Regions from separate parts of the Mus musculus genome. Here region 2 is linked to region 1. The links are chromatin loops, found by intact Hi-C in ENCODE. Cell type or tissue: left cerebral cortex. All regions are shown on one strand. Links, peaks and the distances in the headings refer to the core of each region. The heading gives the core; the rest is flanking DNA. Region 1 overlaps Syn3 (synapsin III). Region 2 overlaps Syn3 (synapsin III).

Region 1 (10,391 bases), core at 1,405-9,404:
CCTTGGTAGAAATCAATCATGGATGCCTGGTTTTGTTTCTTCAGGAGCCTTCTAAGTATCTTTTTACTCTTCTCAACCACTCTACAAGGGATAGTTAGTCTCCTTTCCATTTACAAAGGGAAAAGGAATGTCTAATACTTTCCATAACGTGTGTAACATCAACCCTGACAGTAGGGGGCAGAACCGGGTTTTGAACCCAGGCTGTCCCATTTCAAGCAATCAGACTTTTAAAGAAGGCCACATTTGGTTCAAGTCTGTTTTTGTTAGGGAAAAAAAAAACTCTATAGGCAGGAAGCTATAGGGTGCACATCTGTTTTATGTCCACAATGACAGGCAAGGACGGGGACCTTATCGACCTTAGCAGGATGGACTAGCAGATGGTATCCCTACACCTCTGTTTAACAGGAAGCTCAGAGTGGAGCCCTTGCTCCAGGCAGAATGGGAACAGAGGGCTGGGACTTTGGAACCTGCCTGTGGCACTGATGTCCCAACTTCCCAGGTGCTCCCTCCAGATCAACAGATGGGTGGATAATGAGAAGGCCACAGGAGGTGAGGCCAGTCAAGCCTAGAGTAGCACTTCCAGGACCCTACCTGGGAATGTCCTGTCTTTCAATTAAACTCCTCATGAACCTTGCACTGAGTGGTCCTACACTGAGTGGTAGGGTTTGAGATGTTTTTTTTTCAGGATGTCTTCATTGTCTCCGTGCTTAGATTTACCCACACCTCAAATTCAAATTTTCTGCCTTGCTAACATTCAGATTAAATGACACTGTCCTTGACCCAAAGGGCCAGGGTCACAGTCTTAAGACCTAGCTTTAATCCTACTTGTGAGACCTTGCACAAGCACCTTGCCCTCTCTGAATTCCCGATCCCTGTCTGGGCAATACAGCTTGCCTTAGGCAGGTGTCTGCGAAGCCTCACAGCACACAGATGACTGTGATTATTTCAGTGGGCTGCCTGCTGATAGAGTGCAGATTCATTCTGCACATTTTTATCTTTGTGTTCGTTCCCAGTACCTTGAATAAACAATGTCTTCATCCAGTTTTTAAAAGACGCTCTGATTCTACCTTGGAATCCGCTTGTTTCCCCAGCTGGAAGTGGTCAGCTGTCTCTGGATGCTGGCCTGAATCTCCAACACTGTTGATTTAGCATTTATCAAATGAATCCCACGAATCCTGGGTACCTGTCAGCTCTCCCTGCCCATGGGCCCAGGTCTGACCTGCCATTGCATTCAGAGAACAAGCCAATGTGGAGTGGCAGTCCCTCTGGCTGGGACAGGTACCTGTCAGGGTCTGCATTAGAGAGGAGGGGCACACAAGTCAGCCTCAATCATGGATGCTGTGCTCAGACACTAGAGGACCATGAGTGGGAATAAGGGACTCGGAAATGTGGGCTCCTGGTAGTCTACACCGTCACTGGGAACAGCAAGGATTGCAGATTCATCAACTGTCGGGCTGAACTTTATTCCTCCATTGTAAGCTTCTGAGTTAGTGTGGAGCATGGATTTCAGATCCCAGGCTCATGGGCTCAGCAGCTGTGTGACCTCTGACACTGCAGCATCTCTGTTTTTCGTCTGAAAACTTGATTGTTCAGAGGATCAAAGGCAGTAACTGCTATAGAAGTCCTCAGCATAGGGGAAGGCACATGGCAAGGACTTTATCAAGACTGCCTGTACTATACCCAGTGTTTACAAGCACTGTCCTATGAAACTCTGAGAAGTGAAGCAAGTGTCAGGGAGTGTGTATGAAATAGAGGGAAAACCTGAATCCACGTCTGGTACATCTCCCAACCTAAATAACTTTGCTCTTGGCCCTAGAAGTCAGGCTCTAGTCCAAGTGATTGCTTGAATTGCTCTACGCCTAGGACAAAAGGGAGTCACTGATGATGGATGGTGATGTCTGTTTAGAGGAGAGGGGAGAGAGGACAGGGTTGGACATCTTAGCAAATGCAGATCACAAGAAGAAAAGCATCTGTTGGCACATCAGGCCCATCTGATACAGTTTTTCTCCAAGCTGTTACTTCTGACCTATAAGGTATCTCTCTGTGAACTAAGGGGAAAGAAGGGCAGAGTCAGACGGTTCATATTCTGCCCCATCTGGATGGTGTTGAGTGCCTCTGCACACAAGCTGGACAACCTTTCACAACTACCTGTCTCTTCTGCCATCCTTGATATCTGCTGGGAAGTGTGAGGAAAGAATGAGTTTGACTTGGTGAAAAAAAAAAGACAGTCAGGGTTCAAATAGGTGCATTCTGGGATCTGGGTAAGGAAGGAAGCGTGAGCTGTGCAGACAGGAGGCAAATGCAAGCCTCCTGTATGTATCTATGTATGTATGTATGTATGTATGTATGTATGTATGTATGTATAAATGCATGTATGTATGTATATGTATGTGTATGTATGTGTATATATACATCTATACTACATATGAATATTCATTCATATCTAACCCAGAACGGCTTCAGAAAGCCAGTGACTTTATCGTGCTAGTTTTCTGCCAGCACCGTGGATGGCAATGGAAGCCAGTCTTGTGGCTTGCTTTAGCGAGCTGGACATGAGACAAGCTGTCAAATGGGAAACAAACGGTATGATCTCAAACTGCATCACAACTTCATATAGTACTAGAATAGTGACAAGCTCTTGCTGACCCCCACCCCCCCACGCAAGGATAGGGCAGTTAACAATCCCCACCCACCTGTAAGGCCCCAGCCATCAGGAGGCAGAGGCAGGAAGATCAAGTTCAAAGCCAGCCTGGTCTACTTAGGGAGTCACACGGCAGCCATAGCTATATATTAAGTTTTTTTTTTTAAAAAGAACAAGAAAGGAAAAAAAAAAGTTATTGTTTGATGACAGAGCAGAGAGAACATTTGCCAGAGTGACCCTCCCCAAGTTTAGTATCTGAATGCTCTGGAGAAAATAAATCATGGGAGGAGCTAGAGAGCACATTAGACAGCAGACACCATGCTTAGGGTTTAATCTGAGGAATCCATTTCATTCTTTTATCTATTCCTCAGGTTAGATACTGATGTCCCTTTGGATTTGTATATTGGAAAACCGAAGCATAGAAATATTTACCAAGTTGCCCAGTGTCAATGAGAACACAGGCTCAGGAGAGAATCAGAAAGTGGAGAACAGGGGCTAACTGAAGAACTGGGCTGAGCATGCATGACTGAAGCATGTAAGACTGGATCAAGAAGGATGGATCTGGAACAAGGCAGGCCTGGAGTAAGTCCTGGCTCATGTGCTCTTTTGTTAGCCACACGGCAAGTTGTGGAACTTCGGTAGTATGAGGACAGTGACAGGAGAGATGCTTGCCTATCTCTGAAATCCCCAAGCGGGGGTTGCAGAGTCATCGAGGAGAGGAATGTAGCTCTCTGGCTCGCTGGATGACATAGCAAACAGTAAGAACTCAACTTTAAGACTGGAATAAGGCTCAGTTGGTAGAGAGCAAAGCTTAGCATTCACAGAGTCCTGGGATCAACAGCCTACTATCCCATAAAACAGCATAGTGGCACACATCTGTAATTCCAGCATTCATGTGGTGGCAGCAGGAGAGTCAGGAGTTCAAGGTCAGCCTTAGCTACATAGCAAGCTTGAAGCCATTCTGGGTTCCATAAGGCCCTATATCAAAAAACAAACAAAGAAATGAGCAGACCTCCATAGCTGTTAGGAATTTCTTAAGAGTAAACTTAGGGTCAGTGTGATGGTTCCGTTAGCAAAGAGCTGCCTTATAAGCACAAGGACCGAGTTTAATCCCAACAACCCATGTTAAACACCAACACATCAGCTATGGTGTGCACGCTTGTGATCCCAGTGCTAGGGAGGTACACACAGGTAGATCTCTGGGTCAGCATGTCTAGCCGGTCTCTGAGAGATCTTGTCTCAACAAGGTGGGCGGTACACAGGGAACCAGAGCTGAGGCTGTCTTCTGGCATTATACTGGTTAGGGTTTTTTTGTTTTTGTTTTTGTTTTTTCTGTCAATTTGACACAACCTAGAGTTACCTGGGAAGAGAGAACCTCAACTGAGGAATTATCTCTATCAGATGGATCTGTGGCCATGTTTGTAAGGGCTGCTCTTGGCTGATGATGGATGTGGGGTGACCCAGTCCACCGAGGGAGGCATCATTTGTAGTTAGAAGAGTCTGGGCTGTATAAGAAAGTAGCTTTTGTGTGCCAGTCAGAAAGCCAGTTAGCAGTGTTCCTCTATGGTTTATGCTTCGTGATCCTCCCTTGAATTCCTGCCCTGCCCTTCCTCATTGATAGACTGTGTTCTTGTGCTGGCTAGTTTTATGCCAACTTGATACAAGCTAGAGTCATTTGGGAAGAGGGAACCATAATTGAGAGCATGCCCCTGACTACATTGGCCTGTGGGCAAGCCTGTGGTGCAGTGCATCTTCTTGATTGGTGATTTATAAGGGAGGACCCAGCTCACAGTGGGTGGAGCCAGCCCTGGGTAGGTGATCCTAGATGCTGTTAGAAAAGCAGGCTGAACAAGCCACTAGGAACAAGACAGTAAAGGGCACTTCTCCACGGACTCTGCGTCAGTTCCTGCCTTGATTTTGTGTTCAGACTTCCTTTAATGATGGACATTGATATGGAACTATAAGCCAAATAAATCCCTTCCTCCCCAAGTTGCTTTTGGTCATGGTATTTTGTCACAGCAACAGAAACATTAACTAAGGCAGGTCTGAAAATATAAGGGAAATAAACCCTTGTCCCCTCATGTTACCTTTGTTCATGGTGTTTATTATATCACAGTAACAGAAAGCAAACAAGAACAGGTTTCCACAGGCATGTGTACACAAACGCATACACACACACACACACACACACACACACACACACACACACACACACACACACACAAAGCATGCTCAGAACTTCCAGCAAGGGGAAAGGTTTAAACCATGCACTTAACCAATAGTTGTGGTTTGCAGCTCAGTACTGCAGAGAGGAACATCACTTGGTCTTTGTCCTTCCAGATCTTCTAGAATTTTCAAACGGCCTCTAAGAACAAGTTGTTCATTCAGTACGATGGTACCAGCCCCAGCTCTGAGTACCAGGGATGGAGTGAGTCACAAGACAGACCCCAAACCTGCCCTTCACGAGCTGATGATGCTTTGGCACTGGAGGGAGAGAGAGTCAAGCAAACAGACAATGCAGCAGGGGTGAGGGCTGCTAGAACAGGGAGCAGAAAGGGGCAGAGAGGCCCCCGTTGGGAAAGGGATCCCTTTGGAGTGCATGGTAACATGAGCACATCCAAAATACTGAGGGGAATGAGCCACGGTAATGTGCGGCAGAAAGCTTTCCCAGGTGGAGGGAGCAGGGAGGAAATACAAAGACTATTGGAGAGAAAATGTATGACGGATGAAGACTAGCAAGGGACACACATGCTGGATGGTGGCAGAAAGAGGATGTAGAACCCACATGTGTGGAGGTTGAGAGAGCATACCCACCACTTCCTCACCACTATGGGGCAGAAAGGGAACCCCAAAGGGCTTTGAACATACGTCTAGAATCTATAATAGCTTCCAAAGAGCCCATCTAGCTACTGCCTAGAGAAAGAATGGAAGGGTAGTGCCCCTTAAATTCTTTACAACTTTGATCAAGAGAAGGGACCTACTTTTATTTAGATTTGCCCTATGCCTACCTGTAGATACTAGAATATGATAAAAAATTAATATAAAATGTCAAAGTAATGCTATATAACTTCACTGACCACACATACAGTAGTGGTTAGCTTTAGCTGTCAGCTTGACACAACCTAGAATCACTTTGGAAGAGTCTCAATAAGGGATGATTAGCATTGGGTTGGCTTAAGGGAGGTTGCCTTAATTAAGCTAATTCACATGGGAAAATACAGCCCACGATTCTTGAGTCAGGAGGTCTTGAGCTGTACACAAGTGGAGAAATCTAGCTGAGTACTACAAGCAAGTGAGCACGCATCCATTCATTCCTCAGTGCTCCTGACTGTGGGTGTGACTTATTTTAGGTTCCCGTCACTCTGACAACCTCCCTGCTATGACAGATTGCAGCCTGGAGTTGTAAGTTGAGTGTCCCCCTCCCCTTCATGTTGCTTTTTTGTCAGAGTATTTTATCACAGCAACAGAAATGAAATTACACAGATACCTCTGTGTGGTTCATTCTACTGAAAACCAATTGCCATAGCAGAAGCCCAGCCCACAGGACTGGAAAGCTTCACAGCCACGCAGAAGCAAAAGCACGTATAAGAACCCTGGAACAAGAGAAGGAGAAGGTAGGCTGAGTGAGCTTCCCAGAACTACCAAGCCACAAGCCAACCAAATCGCCCCGGGGAACCGCATCTTGAGCAGAAGAACCACCCAGCCAAGCTCTGCCCAGATTTTCAACCCATAGAATAAAATAAAATAAAATGCCATGAGTTTAGACCACAAAGATTTGAGGACATTTGTTACACTGTTATGAGATAGCAATGGAAGAAATAAGGTCCTCAGGGGTCTTGGCTATGATGGATATGATGTGGCTATTTGAACTTCCTTCCTTGATTTCTCCACAACGATGGACTGTAACTGGAATTGCAAGTGGAAATAAATCCCCCTTCCCCCCTATGTTGTTTCTTTCCAGGCTAATTTATCATCAGAAAGGAAATGAAACCAGGACATTTGGATACCCCATATTTCCCTTCGACACTGGCCTCCCTCTGAGCCAGTCTCCTTCCGTGAAGCACAAGTTGTCTAAGCCTCAGAGCCCTGAGCACTGCCAGGCACTACCGAACCATCATGAGAAATTCTACAGAGGGTGAGGTGAGGATTTCGATTCCACAATACCAGCAAACAGGCCAAACGACACAGAAACATTAGCGATCAGCAAAACAAAGAAACATCCCAGAAAAACAGCATCTGAATATAACAGGAAACCTCAAACATCATTGTATAATTTATCAAGGGCATTGCCGCCACCCTCCACCCCCACCCCCCCACGTCATCTGTTTTAACCATATCGGCAAGTCTGCAGAGTTGGCCGCATCATCTCTGCTTTACAGACAAGGAAGCGGGTTCAGAGAGGCCCAGTCGCTGGCTCTCAGGCCCTCAGTTTGCTCTAACTTTCCAGAGTTCATTTTTCTTATTGCTGTTAATACATCACCATTGCTAAAATAAACCCGGCCTCCTTTGCTATCTGACTGTGGATGTACCGTGGCTGGCTACATTCTGCTCTCAAAGCCACAGGCTATTCCCAATGATGGACTGAATCTCCCTCCTTTCAGTTGCTTTGGCCAGGTATTTTGAAACAGTCATGAAAAAAGTAACAAGCTAACTACATCACTGGTTAAGTGTGTGGGCGTGGCAGGCTCGGGGGCAGAAGGTCCTACTCTTTCCCTTCCTTTCTGTGTTGCTGGAGTCAGAAGTCATGTTGTTCCACCTCCTGGGATTGGCTGGCGGCTGTTTTGCTCTCCCAGGGCAGAGTTCCTAACTGTTGTCTGGAGATGAGGGGCTGCAGGCCTGGCATTTCTTTCTAAGCTCACATTGTCTTTTTCTTGTGCAACTTACCCCATAACAGTCAAGGCCTTCTTTCCCCTGAGACTTCTACACTGAACCTGACAGTGATGTCTGTCAGCATCTGAACCTAAACCATATGTCCTCTCAAGGTCAGAGGTCAAGTGTGGCGTCTTATCACAAAACCCCCACCTGGTGCCAACTGCAGTCATGTCTTCTCAGCGGTGAGTCATTTACTTTACAAAATTTTGAGTCTGCCATTTGTGGGACTTGCCAGCTGGTTGTAGATTGACATCAGCTAAGGTAGGCACTGTGCCAGGAGCTGGGACTAGCGTTCAGAAAAACTGTCTCTAACTGAGTGTTCAGGGACAGCTCAACCCAGGGGCTCAACCCAGGAACAGGTGGCAACTGTCCCCAGGAACCTGTCACAGACAGGGCAAGCAGTGAGCAGAGCACCTGGTTGTGGGGGGAGGGGCGGGTGCATTCCACATAGCACCATGGTGTTGAAAACAAGACAGGTGATAGATGGGGAAAAATGGGGACATGAGAAACTCCCTGTCTACCCGATCTCACGATCTAGAAAAGAGTGCAAGAAATCAAACTCCACTCCAGCATATCTTATGCGTATCTACAGCACATCTACAAACTACCTTATGTTTGCATTTTTGGTACTATCTTAAACCAGGGCTGTCTATCCATCAGTCATCTCAAGTAGAGATATGCAGGCCTGAAGGACATGAAGCAATGTCGTTGGGCCTGGAGAAGAGGGAACTTACAGTCTGGCATGTTTTCACCGAGAAGGGGACGTTTGGTGGCAGAACTGGAAAGAGAATGAGGGGGTGAGGGGACTCTGCTTATAGAAGTGTTTCAAAAAGCATGGCTAGCATGTAGAGAGATTTGCCCCAGTCAGTCTTTTTTTAAGTTCAGTTGATAGAGCGCCTGTGTTGAATGCATGATGCCCTGGACTCTACATACTGGGGCCCAAAACAGGAATTTAGGATCCACACAAAGTCAAATGAGAGGCTAAGGCTCTTCTTCCAGAGCCACGGGGCTCACTCTGGTCTCATTTAGCTTCAGTCAGCTCTTGGGAGAGGCTTCTGTGCTTTTCTGCCTCAGACACCAGCTGCTCTCACGGAACCTGCTGTGAGGCTACATATCCACAACTTAAATATCAGCGTGGGGGCTGTTTGGCTCACAGCTCTATCCTCTACTTCTAGTGTGAATGAATGGGAGACGGGAAAGCCCATGGGGTGTAGATATCTTTAGACCAGTCAATGAGAATAATTTCCCACACACATACAGGTAGGTGCCTTAACGGGGAAATTGGGTTCTGAGCCACACTTGCAGACTCTGCCGGGTCTTCAGTATTCACTCAGTGAATGATTACCTGGAATTTAAAATCCAATGCTTAGGGTAAGCATATGTGAAATAAGAAGCAACGGAATATTATTCATACAAAGTGTGTGTGCCTGCGTGAGTGTGTGTGTGCCATGCAAGTCGGAACCAGAGGTTGATACTAGGAGCCTCACTCACTGTTTACCTTATTTTGGGGGACAGGGTTTCTCAGTGAGTCCCAGAGTTTGCTGAGTAGGCAAGACTGGCTGGACAACAAGGGATCCCCCGTCTTCACTTCCCAGTGCCTGGGTTACAGAGACACTCTGCTCTACTGGTGATCCAAACTCAGCTGGGGCAAGAACTTTACTTACTGAACTAATGCCCAGCCCTGCCCCTTTTTGCTGGAATGTTTGGAGTTCCCAGATAGAAAGTTGGAGAAGGTTGGATACTGACTCCAGTTCTTACATTAAGGGGCTCGGACAAATTGCTCTTCCTTCTTGCCCAGGGCCACAGGGGACACACAGACAGTTCTGAGAGGCAATTTGAAGTTTTTTTAATGATCCGATGTACTGTCCCCTTCTAGCTAGGATAAACTCAGGCATTTCTCTCTTGCCTCACACATTCTCTCAGCAAATAGTCTGCTTGGGTGGGTCCTGGAGTAGGGGGTGTGTGTAGGGATCTGAAACCCTTTGATGATTTTCCTCGAGCTCTTGGTTCCTGATGCTTTCTGGTTCCCACTCTCCAACTCTCTGATGTCTGGGCCTTCTAATGAGTGATGCACATTATCAGCCACTGTGGTTTGAATGGCTGCCTGAGATTTAGAATTGCTCAATGCTACAGACTAAGAGCTGGCTTGAATAATGAGCTTGGGCCTCATTAACATCTGCCTACTTGGGTGTTTTGCATTCTTGGTGTCTCTCATTCGGAGTTCCAATTCCATCTGTCTGGGTGAACACAGCTGCCCCCTTTCCTCACTGCTTGGTGGAGCCAGGCTCTAGTCTGAGCTCAGAAGAGCCCTGCCATCCACAGAACATGATTTCAACATGCCCTGAACTGACCCCTGCTCTGCTTTCTAAATGAAACAAGTGGATTTCCTTAGGAACTGAAAGATCTGAGTGCTTCAAGCACCTCAATACGGTTAGCCCACAGACCTGTGTTTTGTGTGCTGGCCAGAGAGCAGAATGAGAATTTAATTACTGCAAAGACTGATGATTAAACTATCAATTAAAACTTGTAAATGGATACCAGAATCTGACCTCAGAAGCAGGGGCTTAGTGAGGCTGTCCACTGAAGAGTTCATACGTTAGTCTTTCCTAGACTGACTCCCCGCCCTATTCTAAGCCCCAGTAAAACCCAGTTCTCTGGGCAGCACCAACACAGTTCTCCTGCTTTCTGGCTTCTGCATGGCCCCAGCTAGGGATCGGAAGTCAGAGTGAGGAAAGAGTGGTAGCATCTCTCTACCATGCCTACCTGAAGCATCAGGCTGTGCCCTGTTCTAAGTTATCCTATACTGCTTAAAACAGTGGACTTAGAGACTCCATGTGACGTGTCCTGAGAAACTCCATCTTAAATCACCTTTTGTATT
Region 2 (10,391 bases), core at 1,338-9,337, 55 kb after region 1:
AAACGTGTCTTGGCCTCCATTATTTCTCTCGCTGTTTCCTTCCATACAGCTCTGGCCTCCCATTCAGGAATCCAGTTAGTGTGGCCACAGGCGGCTTACACATGACCAGAAAAGAAGTTGTGGTGGAAAAGGTCTATTTGGCTTACACTAACAGGACAAGAACCTGGAGGCAGGAGCTGATGCAGATGCCATGGAGGGATGCTACTTATTGCCTTTCTCCACGTGGCTTGCTCAGCCTGCTTTCTTATAGAACCCAGGACCACCAGCTCAGTGATGGTACCACCCACAATGTGCTGGGCCCTTCCCATCAATCACTAATTAAGGAAATGCCTTGCAGGCCTGCCTACAACTTGATCTTATGGAGGTTTCTATAAAATCGAGGTTTTATAGGTCTGAAAAATCTCTTTTCCAGACTTATCTCCCACCCTCACTGTCCTAATTACACTCCTATTGTTGTGACTAAAAGCAACATAGGAGAGGAAAGAGCTGATTGGATTTACAATTCCGTGTTACAGTCCATCATTTTGGGAGAAAACAAGGCAGGAGCTCAAGCAGCCAGTCCCGTCACACCCACAGTTAAAAGCAAAGGAAAAAAATGAATGAATTATTGCTTGTTGGCTAGTTTAACTCCCATTTCTATACTGTTGTGTATATTCTATGCTCCTTGTCCGGGGAACAGTTCTGACCACACTGGACTGGATTAATTAAGAATTCCCAATAGCCATGCGCACAGGCCAACCAAATGTTGACATTCCCTCACTGAGACTTTCGTCCCAGGTGACTCTCAGTTATGTCAAGTTGACAGCTAAAATCAACCAGAACATTCCTTTCTCACGCATGCTATCATCTGATCTTTTCTCCATATGTGACAAGCTAAGAAATAAACCATGGTGTTTAGCTGGAAGGTCCGATGTCCACATCTGTTTATTGATTTCTCCCTTAATTCTTTTCTCCAAATTCCAGATGATCACCTGCTTCTCTGAAGCCGTTACTGACAATGTCCCACAGCAGGGAAATCTCTGGGAAACATATACTATGATGTATGGCAGTCACCAGATGATGAACTCTTTGAGGTTGAAGGATGTCATGAAGACCACTATAAAGCAGGGTCCAGTGAGTGTCTCTTGAATAAAGGTGCAGTATAGATGAGACATATTATCTACCTTCCAAGAAACCTAAGGGCTTGCTGATGTCTCCTTTTGGACAGCACCCTAGTTTCCACTGGAGTCTCCTTTATCTAATGGGGGCAAGGCATGCGTTGGTGAATTGGAATGGCCATAGAGAAAGGTAAATTACCAAGCTGTATCTTTACCATCGCTGAATGGTCTAAGAGGAAAGGAGGGGGGACCCACATAGGAAACCACTCACGGATTGTTTGGTCAGGCTAAGAACTCAATGTAAATCTAACATTCTCTCTACTCCAGGCTCTACACTGAGTGCTTCACATATGGTAGCTCATTTCAGGCCTTCACATATGAGGAACTGGTAGCATGGTGAAGTTCTGCTACTCCTCAGAGTCATATACAAAGTTGCACAGCTGGGACTCAAAGTCCACTCACTAATGGAGCCCCATAGAGCAGGCTTTCACACTCATTGTGTGATTTAAAAGTACTTAAAGTCAAGGGTGAGTGTAACCTTTGGGATGAAATAAAAGAACAAACGGAACTTTTGACAGCAGAACTTTGCCACCACAAGCCAGAAACATCCAATGGTAAGGGCTACTAGAGTGAGTCAGGAAAGGGTAGCTATGTGCTGAAGAACACCACCAACGAGTGTGTAACATATCCAGCGGATCAAAAGAGCAAGATGAGATTTCTGTACTCAAGGGAGCCAGGACACAAGGAGGAAGGCCAAATGTTTTCTAATGACAATATTCAAGATCAGCGCATATCCTGACTCATGCGCTTTGATGGACGAAGATTCTGCCTTGGTTAAGTCTGATCGAATTCAAACGTAGCTTACACGCTGTGGGACGATGTCTGGTGAATTCACTGACGTCCCTTGAACCTCAGTTTTCTTGGTAACAGTCATCGCTGAAGATTAAATGAGGTGACACACAAACTCAAGAGGCACTCACTGTGCGACCTGCTTCAGTGGTAGTTTGCTACTGTTGCTACGGTTACCACATTCTCCAGTTTCTCCACTTAAGTTGATGGGCCTACAGGTAGAGCCAGGAAGCTTATAAACCCACACAAATCAATGCCACGGTAAAGAAGAGAGACCATCCTTGGCTTGATGGGTTATGGTTATGTCCTAGCAGCCCACCTGTTTTTTCTTTTCTCCTTCCCTACCCCACACCCCTCCCCATTTCCCAGCTGCTTCTTAAATTTGAAGAGAAAAGGGCCTCCAAAGGAGATCTGCACACTTTTAAAAATAACACAAAACAGAACATCTGAGGTCACGGTAATCCAAGCCAAACAAATAAATTTTGCAGGATTGTATTAACAAAACAAGGCTTACTGGATCAGTGTAGCCGGACTCAGCTCTGTAGAGAGATGTCAAGCTCTGGTGAGTTTCAAACCCAGGGAGGTCGAACAGGAAGATCAAGTCATGGAATACCTCAGAGTTCAGCATCAGTGCTTGTCCAGGAACAGCCATCGTTCTACATGGGATGGGTTTCAGAACCGAGGACTTGAGTACAGTCCTAGAAATCTAGCCCTGGTGAGACTTGTAGATCATTTGTAGGACCTCCTTAGAGAATTAAGTACTTAGTACCTATCAACTTTGTAAATGGGGCTCTTGAAGGTTTGACATCCTCTGAGATGCAGATCTGAGATAGACCCTGGCCTGAGTGAAGTTTATTAATGAACACTTTAGGGAGCGCCACCACTGTAAGGCATGGAAAATATGAGAACAGACTGGAGAATACAAATGAGCTACGTGGACATTTCAGGAGAGGTCACTATCAGTGCCACAAGGAGCTGTGAGGTGGGGATCAGCCTTCATGGCTGCTTCACATTGGAACGGAGGGGCAAGGATCTTCATAGAATTGACTGGAACTGCAGCCACGAAAGAGGTATGACCTTGAGCAGGCATCTCTCTTTTCCTAAAGAAAAGCTCCCTGTCTAAAAGAGGGCTGAGGGCTATTCTGAGATTCTGAGATCGAGTCTAACAGCTGAAGTGAAAAATTCCTCCAGTCTGTCTCTCCTTTTTAGACTTATTTTTTATTTTTCAAATTCTCTGCCCCTCCCTGTGTGTGTGTGTGTGTGTGAGTGAGTGCATGCCTGTTTGCACATACACATGTGTATACATCTGTATATATGTGTACATGTGAGTGCTAGTGCCTGTGGAATCCAAAAGAGGAGGTCGAGGCAGTTGTGAGCTCCCCTCGCCGCACACAATCTGGCTGCTGTGAACTGAACTCTGTACAAGATTCTTTTCTGTTACTGTGATAAGATACCATAACCAAGGCAGCTTAGAGAAGGAAGGGTTTGTTTGGGCTTATGATTTCAGAGGGAGAAGAGTCCGTGGCAATGAGAGAGCAGGTGATAGGCCCAGTGGCAGAAACAGGAAACCCTCACCTCCTTCCTCAAATACAAGCACAAAACTGGGAAAGCAAGAAAGTGACATGAGGCATTTGTTCTCCAAGCCTGCCTCCTATGATACACTTCCTCCACCAAGGTGGCACCACCTAAACCTCTCCCAAACAGTGCCACCAACTGAGAATCAAGTATCCAAATACCGGCGGAGCCTATGCGGGAGATTTGTCTGCCATAGGAGCTACCTCAAAGTCTGGTCCTCTGCAAGAGCAGTGCATGCTCTTAACTGCAGAGCCATCTTCCCAACCCTTCATTCTTCAACATACACTACAGCATCCATTACAGGCACCAATTTTGGATGGAGTCACTCACCTGGGAGGAATGAATACCTTAGACATACTATCAAAAATCTTAAGGGACAGCTGTAGCATCATCTGCAATAGCAAATTTATGGAAAATAATTCTGACACGTCCATATGACAGCATTCTAGGCAATATGGATGAAATTACACTGTCTGCTTATGGACAACTTCTCATGGACAATTCTAAGTTAAATTAAATTGTCAACTGAGCATGCCCTTAATCCCAACACTCAAAAGACAAAGGCAAGCCGATCTCCGAGTACAAGGTTAGCCTGGTCTACATAGTTTCAAAACAGCCAGAGCTACACAGAGATAACCTGACTCAAAACAATTGTGAAAAAATAATTGGAAAAATCAGTGCTCAGCTGAGTGTAGATTAGCAAGAGAAAGTGTGTGCATGTTGGGCAGATAATGGAGTAGATTGTGTCGGATACTGTTACGACTCACCCCTACATCCATCCTCCAGATTCTCTCTTTATACCATGAGAGCTCAAAGTCACAAGTCTTTATGTCCCACATTCGTTTGCCACATATATTCATCTTTGATTCTACCAATTGGTGTTATTTATGTAGGAACTGAAGTGGGGGAGGAGGCATCAGCCCATCTGCTTCTAATGTTAGTTACAGAAGCTTCATTGCCAGCAACAGTAGTTAGACAGATTGTAGCTGTCCCCATAACACTAGTGGGGATGTGGGCTCAAGCTCTCCCTGGACAGCTATGACAGTGACCGCCATGAATGAAGATTGTTGTGGCTTGTTGTTGTGACTTCCCCTTTTGATCCTATTGTAATAAATCCTTATTAACTGCACCCCTCTGAAATAGCTAGGACCACTTCTGGGTCTGACTGTCCTACTCCCATTTCTGTCACTACGGTTAAAATATTCTGATAAAAAGCAACCACAGGAAGAATGGGTTTATTTGGCTTATATTTCCAGCTTCACTGAGGGAAATCAAGGCAGGATCCCAACAGAAGGACTTCTTGATATTCCATACAGCATTACTTCTGAGCAAGGAACCCACTTTATAGTCAAAGAAACTCAACAAGAACCAGGAAGGATGGTGCTTGCTGAATGGTAAGCAGGTACACTGTCAGCTTTCTGTACTAAACTAGTCAGGACCAACTGCCTAGAGAATGGTGCTGCCCACAGTAGGCTGGGCTCTCCATAGATAAATTACCAGTGAAGGCAACACCCATGGGCATGCTTACAGGCCAATCTGATCTAGGAAATACCTCCAATTGAGATTCTTTTCACAGATAACTCTAAGTTATATCAGTTTAACAGCAGAGCTGAACAGACACCAATCAAATACCATACAGGAACACACTTTACAGCTTCATATAGTGGCATACGTTTGTACATTTGAAACCTCTCTGGAAAATCCCCCCATCGAGGAGTATGTGGTGGTGCAGTGATTAATATGTGGTGGAAAAGGAGCGTGTCTAGAGGAAAAGTAGATGAAGGCTTTTCAACAGATGTCACTTTGTGTCTCTTCAGCTTTTTTTTTTTAACAAGAACAATCTCACAACCTTCATCGTCACCTGAATAATAACATAAGGGCCATCAAAATAATATGAAGAAATGTTCCCAACAAAAGACACCTTTAAAAAAAAAACCATTGTACAGCCTTCTCAACTTCCCCTGCCCTTTACCTTTCTAATTGGAAACAATCTGGAACAGAATAATACTATCCTCCTTTTAGCTCCGACCCAGTTGTTTTCATGACTTTAATTTTTTTTTTTAGAAAGAATCTCTTCTACACCATCCAATAGGAGGCTCATATGCTCATCAAAGCCAAAAGCCAAAAGCACAACCCTCTATCCATGCATTAATTCATCATACAAGCCACGCCTGAATCCAAGATCTATTTTGCAAGTATCTGAAGATGAGGTTGATGGCTGCACCATCACCTTGGGCGCCTTCTGGTCCTGGCCACACAATGTGTGGGAAAACTCTGCTAATTAAGGTTGAAGTCTACCATGGCTGGATAGCCTCTAGGCTCTGGCCAATATTGGATCATCCCTTCTTCGGTGGGTCTTCTCCTTCTCTGAACTTGTGTGGGGAATTCCAAGCCTACACACCCTTACCTCTACCTGAGGAATGTCACATAGTCTCAATTAGTTTATCAATTCCCTTTCTTCTGGTAAAAGCTGTTCAGTGGCACTTGAGATTCCTGAAATTCGTCCCCATGTGAATGAAGCATTCCAGGTACCCTAAGGTCCCAGCTAATGACATTTGCCCATCCTAGGTATTCCTGCCCTCAGTCTCCAAAAACTTTATAAGCCTTCAGTCAGAGCAATCAGAGTAAAGTTGCTCTGTCTACTGACTTTGGTTCCCAGTGTGGTTTATTCTCCATAAGTACTCACAGGGCTTCTGAATCCCGTTCAATGTCTTTGCTCCCATTGCCCTCTCAGGTTGTATTGGCCAACAATCCACTAGACTGCAGAAACCCACACCATGTTGGAACTCAGCAAGGCCACATGAGTTAGGAAGGCCAGCTCAGAAAGAGACTAATGGAACTCCGTTTTGGTTTTTAACTTTAATTTACTGTGAAATATCCTCCCCACCTTTTAGTGGCCCAGTTTCTGCCAGAGAATTTCTAGCACAGGAGATACCCTCCCTACCTACAGCACAGGTCAGTCCGTTAATCATTTGTATTGCTCTAGGCTTCTGTTTACAAAGTTGAAACCCCTCTCCCTGCAGGACTGCACCATTAGCATGAACTCTAACCTCAGTGAAACAATATAGGGTGGTGGCTGAACACAGAAATCCAGGCTCAGATTCTTTCTCCATTACTCATTTCTGCTGATGGTTTAACCTTTCTGAGCTCTCATTTCTTCATCTTCTAAATGGAGACAGTCAAAGCGCCCATCTCAAAGTGTTATCACAAGGCTAAATTAAATTACTAACACTCCTTCGGGTGGCAGATGTTTGTAGTGAGTGAAATGGGACCAATTGGAGACATCTCCGGTTCCTTGACCTTCTCCTTCTTCCTCATAGACCTTGGTCTCCTCCTGTTCCAACTATTTTTCAGGGCACTCCAGGTTGCAGACAGTGCTCCATCCATCGGACCTCTCACCTGAATCTGTTTAGAATACTTTTCTAAGCATGTCTGTCTAGTGGTACATTGGGGGCAGGAATGGATTGTCATATTCAGGTATTCTAAAGGCTGCACTAGATCATGAAGCCTGCAGCAGCATCAAACTGATAGCAAGAACCATAACTGCAGCTTAGTGAGCACAAACAAGCATTCCAGAAAATTACACTAAATATATTAATTATCTAGTCCATAGAATAAGTGTAGCTCCGGGGGCTACAATTATTACCCTCACTTCTCTGATAAGGGAATTGATACTTGAAGATGTTTTAGGTGGATGGTCGACCCAGCTGAAGCAGGGTGAAGCTGAAATTCCCATCTCCATTCCTATCTATCTTCCCTACAGCCACAGACTCAGTCATCAGCCCACATTTCCACCCATAAGCACTGAGCTGTGTTCTCCTCAAACATTAGATTTTAATAAGCTAGCCCTCTTTGATCCTGTTTCATCTCAGCTGAGTTTCTGAATGGGACTTCACATTGCTTATCCATTTAGTTTGATCACATCAAACAGAATCCAGCATATATGCTCTATCTCATCTAAAGTCCTCAGACAATGAAATGTAATAAATCCTTATTGAGGAGGTATCAAATAAAGTCAAGTGTGGGCCCTTCCCAAGCCATCAGATATACTCCTTTCAATGTATATACATATCAATCCATCATTTTCTGTTGACTCTGGTGTCCAAACAATTACCAACATGTCAAGCTGAACTAACTTCAAACTTCCACTTCTTTATTTTGTTGACACGTTTCGTAAAATTTCATCCTATTTTAATGATCAATATCTACTGTTAATTAAGGTTTATTCTTTAAAAACATATTTTCTTAGACTTTCATATGTGTACAGTATTTTGATCATAATCACCTCCACTCTTTTCCATTCTCCTCTTCCTTCTTTTCAAATCCATGGAGTCTAATCAATTAGTGCTGTCCACATAAGCATGGGTGCAGGGCCATCCACTACAGCATGGTCAACTTACCAGAGGTCACATCTTGGTAAAAAACTGATTTTTTTCCACCCTTACTAGCCACTAGGTGTCAATAGCTCCTCAGTGGGGTAAGATCTTATGTCCCCCCCCCCTCGGTCCCCCATACACATACATACCAGGTAAATTCTATTGTAAGAAAGGTATTAACCTTTCTTAGAATATATAGACAATTATGATATAAAGACTAAAGTATGCATAAAAATAATAATAAGTTAAATGTTTAGGGAGATGGCCACTGGGCTAGAATGTTTGTCATCAATCATAAGAACCTGAGTTCAGACCCTTAGCACCCACAGAAAATGTGGATAGAGAGACATACACCCATAACCGCAACACTAGGAGGAGAAAGACAGCTAGGAGTAGGAGGATGAGAGAGATGGGGACTCATTGTCCAGCCAGACTAGCCAATCAGTGAGCTCCATGTTCAGTTAGAGATCCTGTCTCCAAAACCAACCAACCAACAAACCAAAAAAAAAAAAAAAAACCCAAAACCAAAAAAACCAAAACCTAAACCAGAACCCAAACCAAATAGAACAACCAAAATACCTCAACAACAACACAAAACAACAAAACAAGGTAGAAATGGATAGAGGCAGATACAGTCTGTTGACCTCCAGCATACACACATATACATGCTAGTGAAGGTGCTCATACATGTGCATACACATTCATATAGCATACATGTTGAGCTCACCCCTAAACCAGAGATCTAAATTTCAAAATGTTCCCTGTCTAAAAGTCTGAAGGTTACCATGTCAGCCCTGGCCTCAAGCAACAGGTCATAATCAAGATATAGGTGCACTAACAATATTATGTAGAATCTCTATTCAGTGTACATGTCACATGGCAAACAGAAATTAACTTTGTATTTAGATTCAGCTTCCCTCCTATAATATGTCATCATGTATGTGGGAAAATAAATAAATCTGAGACACTTCTGGTCCAGAAGATCCTCAATCTGTACAGGCTCTGTTGGTCCAAACACTTCGACCTATTTCCCTTTCAATCATTCAAGAACAGAGACTGCAAAGGGAGTCTCCTGTGCTCAGATGTAAGACTCTCTAAGATTGCTGGAGTAGGTTCTGTCTGCCTTGATATCTCCATTAATACTGAGAAAAGACTGAATATGGCCACTCTCTTTCTCTCTTTCTCTCTCTTGCTCCCCTTATCCTTTCCTCCCTTCTTTTCATTTCCAGTTTGACCAGGCCCAGGGTTCCCTGCTACTCAGTCCTAGTAGAAAACGTTCTCAGTCTGTGGGTCTACTTAACATTAATGTATTCATCCACAGACCCTACCTCTTGATCTCATAGAGGAGTGACTTGTGTCTGTGGAAAAGTTATCTGGCTTCAAATACAAACAGGAGAGCTTGGCAGACCAAACCAAATACTGGCCAAATACTCTCTAATCCCACCAGGATGCCACAGTCTGACCCTGGAGAGGCGGCTGGGTAATCAGATGCAAAGTGAAGCAACTCTCTACTTGCCTCCCTGGGCATTCGGATTCCTGGCTCTGATACAGCCAGGCAAGTGGTTTTGGAATTGTGAGGAAGAGGGTGGAGAGATGGGGTGGAGGCTTCCTCTAGGCCAACCACAACTAACTCTTTGACTCTGTCCAACAAAGCCCAGACAGCACAATTATCTGGCTAATCTGGCCCTTCGTTGAGAGGCCAGCTTAGACTAAACAGTGGCTTTTATCCTAATACTTCTCTTTACAGTGCTAGAGGATGAGTGTGAATTTCCAAGGGGTTGGGGTTGCTTATGAGACCCACCCATTGATCCAGATGGGCCAAACACAAGCCATTCAAAGAGTTTGAGAAAGGATGTCTTCCAGAGACAAATGGCTAAATGACATCCTAATTGGTTTCCTGACTAATTTACTTTCTGGCTCTACATGACTAGAAGTAAGAATGTCCGAGTCAGCCAACATTTTCCATCATGATTCTAGCCCTCACAGACTCCTGAAGTGTTCCCAGTATCCCTGGGTGGTTATAGTAGCTCCATCGGGTGCCCATTCCTGCACACAGTTTTGGTACCTCCCACTTGGGCCAAAGGCAGTGTTAAGATACAAAGGGGATGTGAAAGCATGCCTTGAAGTTACCACAAAGGAGATGAGGTAGGTCCAGCTTGGTTGGCAACTAAACATTTGCCAGATGGTTTACAGAAAACCAAGATTTTTGAAGAAAGAATAAGAAGCAGTGATTTATCACTCTTGGAAAGTGACATGCAGCCAGAATGTGTGGAATCTGTCAGTTATTCATTCTGCAAATATTTCCTTCAGTTCTAGTTTGGGCTGGGACCCATGCTACTTAACAGAATGAAATCCAAACAGGCATGGCCCCTATCCCCAGGCAAATAATCCATCCCTAAATGTATAGCTAAAGTACTCTGATGCAGTGAGGTGCTTTGAGAGTAGTACCACCAAGTTTCCAGATTCAGACAGGACTCAAGGAGGGAGTCTCTGA

What was found. A loop is a pair of places that touch in the nucleus more often than their neighbours do. Peaks named below come from ENCODE experiments on the same cell type or tissue, not always from the same donor. Only the 100,000 strongest peaks of a DNase experiment are listed, where the experiment ranks them.
Region 2: it touches region 1 in a loop (2.1-fold over the local background); 2 of 42 quality-filtered maps call a loop at or near these places.

What each region holds. Positions count from the first base shown.
Region 1 is chr10:86,380,412-86,390,802 of GRCm38, forward strand. The region is part of intron 4 of Syn3 (synapsin III); the gene reads right to left. Among named protein-coding and RNA genes, the nearest start is that of Timp3, 85 kb to the left of the region's middle. In left cerebral cortex, for the core only: no CTCF peak of the experiment used is centred there; DNase peaks (open chromatin) are centred at 6,071, 7,764 and 8,634.
Region 2 is chr10:86,435,399-86,445,789 of GRCm38, forward strand. The region is part of intron 3 of Syn3 (synapsin III); the gene reads right to left. Among named protein-coding and RNA genes, the nearest start is that of Syn3, 58 kb to the right of the region's middle. In left cerebral cortex, for the core only: no CTCF peak of the experiment used is centred there; a DNase peak (open chromatin) is centred at 4,413.